Regions from separate parts of the Homo sapiens genome. Here region 2 is linked to region 1. Evidence: chromatin loops called from intact Hi-C (ENCODE). Cell type or tissue: thyroid gland. All regions are shown on one strand. Links, peaks and the distances in the headings refer to the core of each region. The heading gives the core; the rest is flanking DNA. Region 1 overlaps LOC105374292 (a long non-coding RNA gene). Region 2 has its middle 110 kb from the start of LINC01972.

Evidence for each region. Hi-C counts contacts between places; a loop is a spot of excess contacts. Peaks named below come from ENCODE experiments on the same cell type or tissue, not always from the same donor. Only the 100,000 strongest peaks of a DNase experiment are listed, where the experiment ranks them.
Region 2: a loop joins it to region 1, with 1.9 times the contacts of the local background. A loop is called at or near these places in 6 of 110 quality-filtered maps.

Annotation. Positions count from the first base shown.
Region 1 is chr3:194,811,754-194,817,129 of GRCh38, reverse strand. All of the region lies in intron 3 of LOC105374292 (a long non-coding RNA gene), which reads right to left. Among named protein-coding and RNA genes, the nearest start is that of LINC01972, 46 kb to the right of the region's middle. In thyroid gland, for the core only: no CTCF peak of the experiment used is centred there; no DNase peak of the experiment used is centred there.
Region 2 is chr3:194,877,381-194,882,756 of GRCh38, reverse strand. No RefSeq gene overlaps it. Among named protein-coding and RNA genes, the nearest start is that of LINC01972, 110 kb to the right of the region's middle. RefSeq lists an enhancer at 1,857-2,357. In thyroid gland, for the core only: no CTCF peak of the experiment used is centred there; DNase peaks (open chromatin) are centred at 2,036 and 2,609; H3K27ac peaks cover 1,690 bases.

The sequences.
Region 1 (5,376 bases), core at 140-5,139:
CCTTCTCCTACACGTAAAATAACACCTGTCTAGGTTAATACCTATCCCTACAAACTATAACCAAATATACTCGTACACCCAAACTTAGACAAACTTTTACACATACTAAATCTTCACAATCTGTGTATAAACTATAAACTAAAGTACTAACTTAACACAGTCTAATAAAACCCTCTAAAAGTCTACCCCCCGGCGATAATCCTCAATAAAACGTTGAAATAAAACTAACTTTAATTCTTTAAAAGCTTACTTCTTTCTTTAGTCAACAAAACTTAATGGAGCCAAGTGATGGTGTATCCGGACAGATGGAGCAGCAGGAAGAGGCAGAGACACCCACTCAGACCTTTACCCCAGGGGGAAGCAGCGGGCCAGGAGTCAGAATGCTCAGGGTTTGTAGTCAGTTTCCCTCTTACCAGCTAGTGACCGCAGGCAGATCAAAATCCATAAAGCGGGGCAGCTTTGGAGTAGTCTAAACCTGGGTTTGAATCCTGGTTCTGCCACTCACTCTATGTGTGACCCTGGACCTTGGAGAGTTAAGCTGTCTAACCCTCGCTTTAGCTATTATTAAAATGAGGAATGATAGCACCCTTCAGTTACTGGGTGGCTGTGAGGATTAGAGGGGCTCATGCTTGTAAGGGACTTAGCACCCTGTATGGCACTTAGGAAATACTCCAGTAAGGGTTCTGTTGACGATGAACGTGATCCTAACGAATAGAACAGACACTGCGAGCTCAAAAGAACATCATCTTGCCTCGACGGTTTGCTTACCTATAAAATGGCAATACTGCTTTAATCCCTACCCAGTTTTCCTCACATTGTTGTTTTGGGGATCAAATGAACTGAAGCAATGGGTCTCAAGTACAGATCTTCGGAGAGTTGTCAGCATATGACACAGTTCTCACCAAACTGAATAATGGGGAAATGAAAAAAATCACAATGTAGTTTTTTTTTGGAGATGGAGTCTCAGTCTGTCACTCAAGCTGGAGTGCAATGGCGCAATCTAGGCTCACTGCAACCTCCGTCTCCCGGGTTCAAGTAATTCTCCTGCCTCAGTCTCCTGAGCAGCTGGGATCACAGGCACCTGCCACCAGACCCAGCTAATTTCTTTGTATTTTTAGTAGATAGGGGGTTTCACCATGTTGGCCAGACTGGTCTTGAACTCATGACCTCAGGTAATCCACCTGCCTTGGCCTCCCAAAGTGCTGGGATTACAGACGTGAGCCACTGCGCCTGGCCTGTAGTACGTGTTTTACAAATTGAATTGTTCCCAACTTTAAAAGGCTGCATTATCCTGATATTATGTCATTTCTAATCTGAGTGTGTGCGTGTGCGTGTGTGTGATTGTGTGTGAAGTTATCCCTTTTTAATGAAAGTATGGTACTAATGAATGATAGTTTGTTTCAATGGACTTGCTCAGAAAAATAAAAGTTGTCAACCCTGTACTGATCCCTTGTTTTCTGGAAATCTTACTAGTCTGTGAAAAAAAAAAAAAAAAACCTCTATAAGGAAACCTGCAAGATAATAAGTTTGAGCTTTCCCGTCATAAGATTCTGTATGGAGATAACAAAAAGAACAGCACCTCATATTGAGTGAGTCCCTACCACATGCCAAGGGTGGCTGGAGATGGCTACACACTTCCCGTAATCCTCACAACAGCCTGGCAGGCTTGGTGTGGCTTAGCCCGTTTGACAGACGGAGAAACTGAGACGTAGAGAGGATAAGCAGCTGAACTCTTCCTCCGGTGGGAGTTCAATACCGAGTCCTCCTGACTCCTCGCCTCACAGTTTTTCCTGGATTGTGCTAAAGGATTACTGTGGAGGAGGCCCTGACAGGGCCATGGAGACTTCACCACTATAAAAAGTAACCACACCACAGGCTTACAGGCAAATCACTTAACCTCTCTCGGCTTCTAGCATCCAACTGGGAAATTAGGCAGAAATCGGGGTCATGCTGAAAACAGATGGAAAGGCAAGCTGGGCTAGGAAATAAAATTAGCACAAAGAAGCCATTCTTTATGATTCTCGATGATTCAGTGCCCTTTGACTATTTATGAAATTGGGAAGCATCCCAGCCCGGGTAATTGACAGAATGCTGCCTGGATACAGGGACATCATCAGATGGCCTCTTTCTCTCTTTGGCCATCCAGATTCAATCCCTCTGCCTTCTCACAGTTGACCAGGCCCTCCCTTCCTGCTACCCTAGGTGGTTTTCTGGGTCCCAGAGGCCTCCCAGAGCTGGGTTGGTAGAAGACCCCTTCTGCCTGTTCACTCTCCCTCCCACCCTTCACACTGCAGGTGGGCATGGCGCTATGAGTTGTTCATTTTGTTCTTATATGCCCTCTCAGCAACTCTGGGAGGAGGTTTTATTAACACTATTTTACACATGGGGAAACTGAGGCTCATTGAAGCTGAGAAATTGGCTTGGGGTGACACAACCTACAAAGGGCAAAAGAAGAATCCCCACCCAGCCAGGGCTGCCTGACATGAGTCTGTGCCCCCCATTTGATCACTAAAGCCCCATGAAGACTGAGGGAAGAAGATTCTAAAACTCTAACAGCTCCCAGTCTCCCTTTACATAAACTGTGCCTTCTCTGGATGTCAAGGTAGTCACTATGTACCCACCATGTATTGGGCCATTCACTCAGAGCCAGGGTCAGCCCAACAACTCCTTTCCTGACTTACACCCTAGGAATGGACTTACAGCAACATTTATCTGAGATGTGGTAATTCTGGTGACAGTAACATTTCAATTCTAAACCTACCCTTTCTTTTTTAATTTAAAGTAAGTGCTTCATAGTTCTCTCTTCAGCCCTTTTTAATTTATTTGTTCTTATTGAAGACAGCTAGTAACAAACTCCCATGATCATTCAATTTTTGTTGAATTTTTGTTGAAAGAGGTTACAACATCTTTAAGCAAAGGAGGGGAATAGCCTTTAATAGGGAGGAGTGAGCCCCTTCTCCAGGCCCAGAGGGCTCATGATCCTCAAGTGTATTGGCCCAGATGTCCCTATCCCATTTCAAGGTCTTATTTCTTCCCAGCCGTGACAATGGTGGCATTGCAGACTTGCTGTGGTCGAGAACTGAACCTTCTCTGGAGCTCAGCCACCCTCATGATTCAGTCTTGTGCCTGATCCTGAGCTTTTTCTGCCCTCCAGGTGCAGGAGATGAAAATTCTTTCTATGCTGTCAAGGGGACCCTCAAACTTTCACACTTTATCTTAAATGTGATTAGTCACTCTCAGCCTTTTATTATCTTGCTCCAATGAGTATGTGGCCATTCAGGACAGTCATCTGATTGCATAGTCCTTATAATCACAACTTAACCCGACTCCTTAAACACCTGAGATATTGCACCTGCCTCTGAATCCAGGGAGCCCCCCTTCATCTGTGAGGATCCTGCTGCAATTCTCATGCACACCCCATAGGCAGTCAATGCTGTTGAGAAACCATTTCTGTGAGCCATTTTCACCCTCATCCCCAAGTGTGGGCCCAGCTTTCTGGCTGAGTCTTGCAGCCTTTTTGTGCCTCGAAGCTGGGCTCTGAGGACTGATGTTCGCTTTTCCACACTGATGAATCATGGAGGACACTCAGAGAGCCTGTGGCCCACCCTCTGCCCTTACTGAGCTGCCTCTGTGGACCTTCCTTTCCTTTCCAGATGATGGAAAGAGGTTGGCAGACTGTCTAGAGATTTTTCTCAGGGGTCTTACTGTGGCCTACATTTTTTTCCAAGGACAAGCAGAGACTCCATTTCTTTGTCACTTCTTGGGCACTATGTATTTTTAATGGCCCCTTGGAAAACCAGAGGGATACTGGCCCCAGCAGAATGGAGGGGCAGCCAGCCCCTTTCTGCCCTACTTGCCAATGTCCTGAGACTGACTTAAAGGTTTAGTTGATCTATTTGGTTCTTACATTTCAAACCTTTGGATAAGTAAAAAGGGTCATCATTAGTTTCATTTTTAAATAAAAATGGAAAGTTAGCACTCACATCTTGATGACATCTTGGTAATTCTCTTAATACTCGAGGACAGAGAGAAGGTGCTGAGTGCTTTCATGCATCATCCTATCTGCAACTCTATGGAAGATGCTGGGCATATCCCACAGTTCTCAATTTTCAGATAAAGTGAGATACAGGGAGGGATTATGGCACTTTGGGGGCAGAGGCTGTTCACACATCTTGGCATCTTCCATGGCATCTAATGGGATCCCTTGCACAGAATGAGGGCCCTCAATGTTTGTTGAAAGGGTGAAATTGCCAAGATCACAGAGCTCGCTAGGTCTCTGAGATCCTAATCAAATGTTCTCTCCACTAATCTGAGCTCCCTTTGTCCGAGTGAGCCAAAGGCTTTGAAAATAATAAATAAACATTGTTTAGCAAGTTCAAAACTGCAAAGAAAAACAAGCCAGAAGCATGAAAAAGAGCAAATTTTAAACCAAAATGAGCAGGTTCCAGGCATCCATGATGCTGCTCATTCTCTGATTACCTTCCCCACTGCATCTTAAACAGAACAGAAGGGCTATGGCAGATCCAGTGAAGGAATGGTCCATTTTTACAGAAAAGCCCTCTTGCCACGTGGTGCTCCAGCCCCAGGTGAACTGCATAATCATGGGTGGCAGCAGGACAGTCCATGTCCCCAGCCCTTCCTGTCACCCTGCATCTTTCCTCATGATCTCCTCCCTGGCCTCAAATGTGTTCGGGGAGAGGCATCCTCATGTCAATGCAGGCCCATCCGCCATGTGAAGTGAATTGAGTCCATGCATCACGCTTCATGCGTGGGAGCTAATGCAATAAAGGCCCAACCCAGAGCCACCGTGGCATATTACGCACATCAATCACCCACTCCCACGGACTGAACAGCCTCCTTCCAAGCCCCTGGGTGAACGCTGGAGGTGCTTCGGGGACTGATAAATGTTTGCTGAGTTTTAACAACTCTGTGTCTCTCCTGCTACAAGATTTGGGCTATTTAAATAGGCTGGTGTCTGTTGCCTTTTCAGCCCTTCGAAGTAATGAAACTGCTTGGAGTCTACCACTAAAGTAAAATGGTGGAGGCTTTCAGCTCTTGAGTGTGGGCCTTCCTTTTCTCCTCTCCTCTGTTCTCCTGCAGGGCTGAGCTCAGGCCACCCTTCCACCTACCACTGTCCAGCATTTCCTAATGGGTGGGGCCCTGAGGAGTGGGCGACAGGCTACAGAGGAGGAGTAACTCATCACTCCCTCACTGAGCAAATGGCAACGACCCCCAATGAATCGCATGCTTGCCCCAAGGCTCAGTGTCCCTACCGCAAAATCACCTGTAATCATCCCACAGCAGCATCCAGCGCATTACATTAACAAAGCCCTGTGGCCTTTGCCATATATTCATATACTCAATATCTACGCCAGT
Region 2 (5,376 bases), core at 70-5,069, 66 kb before region 1:
ACAACCTTGGTCCTTACCTAATGAAGTTTACAGCTGACCACACTAAAATACCTTTTGGGAGGCTTCCTAGTTTTATTTCTGGACTTCACTGGAGTTGGCTTTCACAGATAGCCAGGCCCATCAGAGAGCCTCGTCTGAAAGTTCAGGCGACTTGAAAGTATGGACAGCTATGAAATGGAGCCAGCTTGGCTGGTCTTGCACCCCTCCTACTCCCCAGGCTGTTTCTCCATGAAGACACAGCTTAGTGTACAGAATTGGTTCTAGAAAGTCTGTGGAGATGATCTTGTGTTCTCTCCCTGGCACTCCCACCTAGAGTTACCAGATTTAACAAATAAAAATACAGGACGTCCAGTTAAATGTGAATTTCAGAAAAACAATGAATAAATTTTTTTAGCGTAAGTATGTTCCACGCAATACTTGGAAGACAATGACATTCAACTTGACTGGGTGTCCGTATTTTATCTGGCAACCACTATCACCCACATTCCTAACCCATCCAGTTGCCCTGTGCCCATCGTACTGCTCAGTCCTGCCCTGAGGCAGCGCCTTCCCCAGAGCAGGAATGCAGAATCAACCTGCTCCCTTCCAAAATACCCCTCTCATGAGGACTGTACTAAATTTGAAGTCTACTCTAAGCTAGCTGTCCCCAGGTAAGAAATTCAATTCAGCCGCCTTAAGTGAGCTCTGACTCCAAGCAAGGAAAGATACATGTTGAGGAGGACACAGAGATGAGTGAGACACAGTTGCTACCCTAAGAACCTGGAGGCTAGCATGGCAAGGGGGGTAAGCGATTCAAATAGTTGTAATAGAAGACAGAAAATGACAAATGACTTAGGTTCCAAGGGAATGCAGGGAGGACAAGAACACAGTTATTAAGTACTTTGGCGGTGGGAGTCTTGAGAGTTTCCTGGAGGAGATGGCCTTCACAAGCGACTAGACTCATGACAAACCTGTGAAACATATACCTCAACATCCCCACAACCCTAGCACACATCCCTGAGAAGTCATGTCACAGCTTGGATGTGGTCATCACAAAGCTCCCGGCAGTGCCCACAAATCAATCCCAGTCGGCACCCCAGATGAAGCCCGCACCATCCTTGACCTAGAAGGGTGCCTCATGCTGCAAAAGGGGCATTTCAGAAAGGGCGTGCCAGTTGGGGCAATCAAAACCACCCCAAATCAGGAGAAAGGCCTGTGTGTTTGGAGAGCCCCAAGGAGTCTTGGGTAGCCAGAGGCAGGGGCTCCACACTGGTTGTGTAGCTGGAAGAGTGCCCTGAGGTACATCTAGGATGGAGCAATGGAGAGTCCAGGAACCCAGGGAGCTTGCAGTTCCATTGGAAAGCCAGGCTGGGGACACCTGCTCTCCCTGGAGGTGGGCCTCCCTGCCCACGGGCCTGCCTGGGTGCCGCTTCTGTTTCTGACACTCCATGGACACTGGCTGTGCTGCTTGAGGGAATGCCAATCACATTCTCAGTAAATATTTAGCCATATGAGGTTTGTGAACAGATAACATTTCAGAGTCTGCTTTGTGCTTGTACGGCCTTTAATAAAGGAGAAGAAAGGCTTCTCATTCATTGCTTCCTCGTTAACATGAGTGAGCATTTTCCAGCCGGGCAAACATTTACTGCAGCAGTAGTGGGGCCCAGCCCTGATAATGCCCTCAAGGTGGCCAGAGAAGAAAGCCAAAGGCTCTGACTGACTGTATGCCAAGGAGGAAGTAGCAAAGCAAATGCTCCTCAGGGGTCTCAGGCACTCAGTATTGGAGGGATTCTTTGGTCTGTGGTGGGACCCTGGGGATGATCCTGCACACTACGCACATTGTCCCCAGACCATCCCAGCACTGAGGTCTCTGGAGACAGAAGAGCCGCCAGCTGGTTAATTAATGCTCCCCCGGCAAGCTGGGCAGACAGGCTCCAGCTGCCTCCAAGCTGGTCTATTAGCAGGTCTAGGCTCCCTGTGCCGGGCGCAGCATGGAGCTGTCAGGGAATGTCTTTGAGAAATTAAAGTGGCATTGCTAAGTGGGTACACATAACAGGAGTGAGCCAGCCTGCCTCTCTCTCCTCCTTCTGCCTGACAGTGTCCCCACTCTGATGCCCAATGCATGAGAGTGTGTTTGTCCAGAAACGTAATTAAAGCTGGCTGCCAGATGGGACCAGTGTGTGCCAAGTTTCAGGCCAGGCAGGGGCAGGCCCCTGAGCCCCTCCTGGGTCCATTGCCCTGGTGGAATCTTGCTCTTGGATGCCCCTGGACCCCAGAAGAAAAGTAGAAAAGACAGCACTGGTGAGGCCAGGCCAGAGCTTTAGGAGTCCATCCTGTTCCAACTGGCAGGAACTCTGCCCAGTGGGCTTAGCCCTCTCCTGGCCTGAGTGCCGTCCCCTTTCCTGAGTCCTCCTTGCCTTGATTCTGATCACCCTGTATGTTTTCACCTGCCTTGAGCCTCCATTACTAGGTTTTAGAGGTCTGGACTGTGATTGACATGACCCTGTTTTCACGAAACACTGGGGCCCCATGGGAAGGGCCCAACACGGGCATCCTCTCTTCTCCTCCTCCCTCCCACCAGAAGGGCTGAGCTGGAAACCACAGGAAGGGGCCGGGCTGGTTTGGCTGCTGAGGCTGAGCGTTGGAGCTGGGGAAATCAGGAAACCCAGGCCCGATTCCAGCATGAGTTGGAAAGATCCCCAGCAGCCAGGGCATTTGATAAATAAGACTCTGAAAACCTGTGATGGCAAAGGATTTTTAGACGTTCATTAAACTTTAAAACCTTTGTTTTGAAACACAGTCCTCCCCATGAGGGGCAATGTGTTTTAAAATTAATCTTTATAAATATAATGCATGCTCATGGGCAGAAATCAAAATAATGCAGAAGACTGTGAAATGAAAATAAAGGTGTCTGTGACCCTCCCACTCATTGGAGGTCAACCGTCAACAGCATCAGGGCAATTGGGCTTCAAAGAAACAAAGTCAGAATTGAAACTACAAAATTCAACTAGACTCTGAGTGGTACGTTTGGGATGGAAAAGGGAAGTGTGTGTGCGCGCGTGTGCGTGTGTGTGTGTGTGTGTGTGTGTGTGCACGCGCATGGATGTGTGTAAGCACAAGCCATGTTTACTAACGCAGGCCCTGCCCCCAACTGCCAGGTTTCAGATTCTAGCTCCTCTATTCATAACTGTGTTGCAAGTTAGGCAGTTTGCTCAACTTTTTGATTCCTCTCTTTTTGTCATCTGTAAATTGTGAATAATAATAGTACCTACCTACACAATTGTGCAGATCACAGTATTTTTTAGCTCATGAAACATTGGTGAACCTGCGAAAGGCTTATCAGTCTGTCCGTGCATGCCTATCAACCCCACCTCTTTCTAAAACCAACAGGAATTACAGTAACCCCTCACATGTATGTACCACTATATAGTTTAAAATGACCTCACTTCCCTGGCAGGCAGCTGTGTTATCTCCTTAAGAGGTGAAGATATGGAGACATAGTGACTTGTCCCAGGTCCCATGGCTACAGAAGGCAAATCTGGGTCTAAAACACAAGTGGTGTCCTTTTCTGTGCTCCCAGGGAACCTCAGAGCTCTGTCTGGGCAGTGCACGCTGGGGCAGGTGGCAGCTGGGCAGAGAAAGAGCTCCTGCAGTTTCCTTGTCTTCTTCCCCTTATGATTTTGGTGTGGCCATTGGGACACAGCAATCAGGTCTCTTGACCCCAGCTTAGGGGCAAAAACACACAAATTAATTAATGTATTTATTGTTAGAGACAGGGTCTTGCTCTGTAACCCATGCTGGAATGCAGTGGCGTGATCACAGCTCACTGCAGCCTCAAAATCCTGGGCTCAAGTGATCCTCTTGCCTCAGTCTCCCAAGTGGCTGGGACTGCAGGTGTGAGCCACCTGGCTAATTTTTAAAATTGTATTTTTAAAGACAAGGTCTCACTACATTGCCCAGGCTGGTCTCAAACTCCTGACCACTAGCGATCCTTCTGCCTTGGCCTCCTAAAGCGCTGGGATTACAGGTGTGAGCCACCGTGCTCAGTCAAAAACACCTTTATTAAAGATTCTGTCTTCTTTCCTTCTCTCTTCCTTATTGAGCTTGTATGGTCTTAATCAGTTTCATTGGTCGACCTTTTTTACTTTTAAAAAGTGATTGTTTTTGCTGATTAAAAAAGTAATACCTGAATACTGTTGAAAATACAGATAAGCAAACAGAAAATAAAAATAAATGTCAGAGTAGAAGTGTTTTCTGCCTTCCTGGAGTTGTTTCTGAGGTTCCCACCATGACCAGCGGCACTCAACAATAGTGCAGAATCTTCAGCTGGGGGTCCCCATCAGCCCCTTCCAGCTTCTGCCTACAACCTGATACCATAAGAAACTTTCCAAGATTCACAGGATTCATGATTACAATGACTTCGATCTGCAAATGGCGAATACAATTGGACAACAGCATGACTTAATAGTTTTTTAAGCTGCTTTTTAATTTAAAAATCCAGGTGAGAACTCTACCCTTCACGTGAAATTTGATGAAGTTTTTGGAAAAATTCATTTGGTCAGTGCACTTGAAAATGCCTCACTGCATCCGTTCTAATTCTCTTGGATATTATTATCAGTGGGCTGTTTTTATCGAGACAGCAAACTTACTTGTTGAAATTAGTTTCAACAGACTGTTCTGTGCGTCACAGACTCAAAGACCAGGAGGGAGAGAGCGGTATGTAAGCCCCAGTTACAATGCTGGACATTGAGCGTCGTGATAAATATGTGTACTGAGCGTGGTGGGAGTGCCCAGAACAGGACACCGATTTCACCCAGGTGCGGGGGGAAGGAAGTTCTGACGAAGCTTTACTGAGGAACTGGACACTGAGCTGGACCTTGAATGAACATTAGGAGTTTGTCAGGCAGAGACCGGATGGAAGGCGGGGAAAGAGGCTTGGCAAGTAGCTTGATGTGGCCAGGGCAGAGGGGGATGCCTGGGGTTAAGAGGTGGGGAGGGGTCCGCAGAATCAAGAGATGCAGCTGAAGGAGCAGGTAGAAGCCGGACTAAGAAGGACCTTGTGTGTGCGCTGGGGGATTTGGTCTTCATAGGCTCTGCAGTAGCACTGCTCAACGCTTTCTGGCCTCTGTGCCCTACCCTAGTTCTGTTTAGGAATGACTGGGTCTGCAGCAGGCAGGTTCGAGATAGAAAAGTGCAGGCTCACAAACCCCTGGGAGGAAGTGTGCTGGGCTTCGGGTAGCGTGTAGAGGAGAAAATGGAGTAGGGTTGGCTCTGGAAGGAGAAGGAGGCTGTGTCCCTCTGGCTGGCATGTTTCCCAGTCTCCTTCAGGGTTCCTCTGGAAAGTTCTCGTGATTCTTACCAAGTATCTGCCTTCAGCGAAGTCGCTTATGAATATTA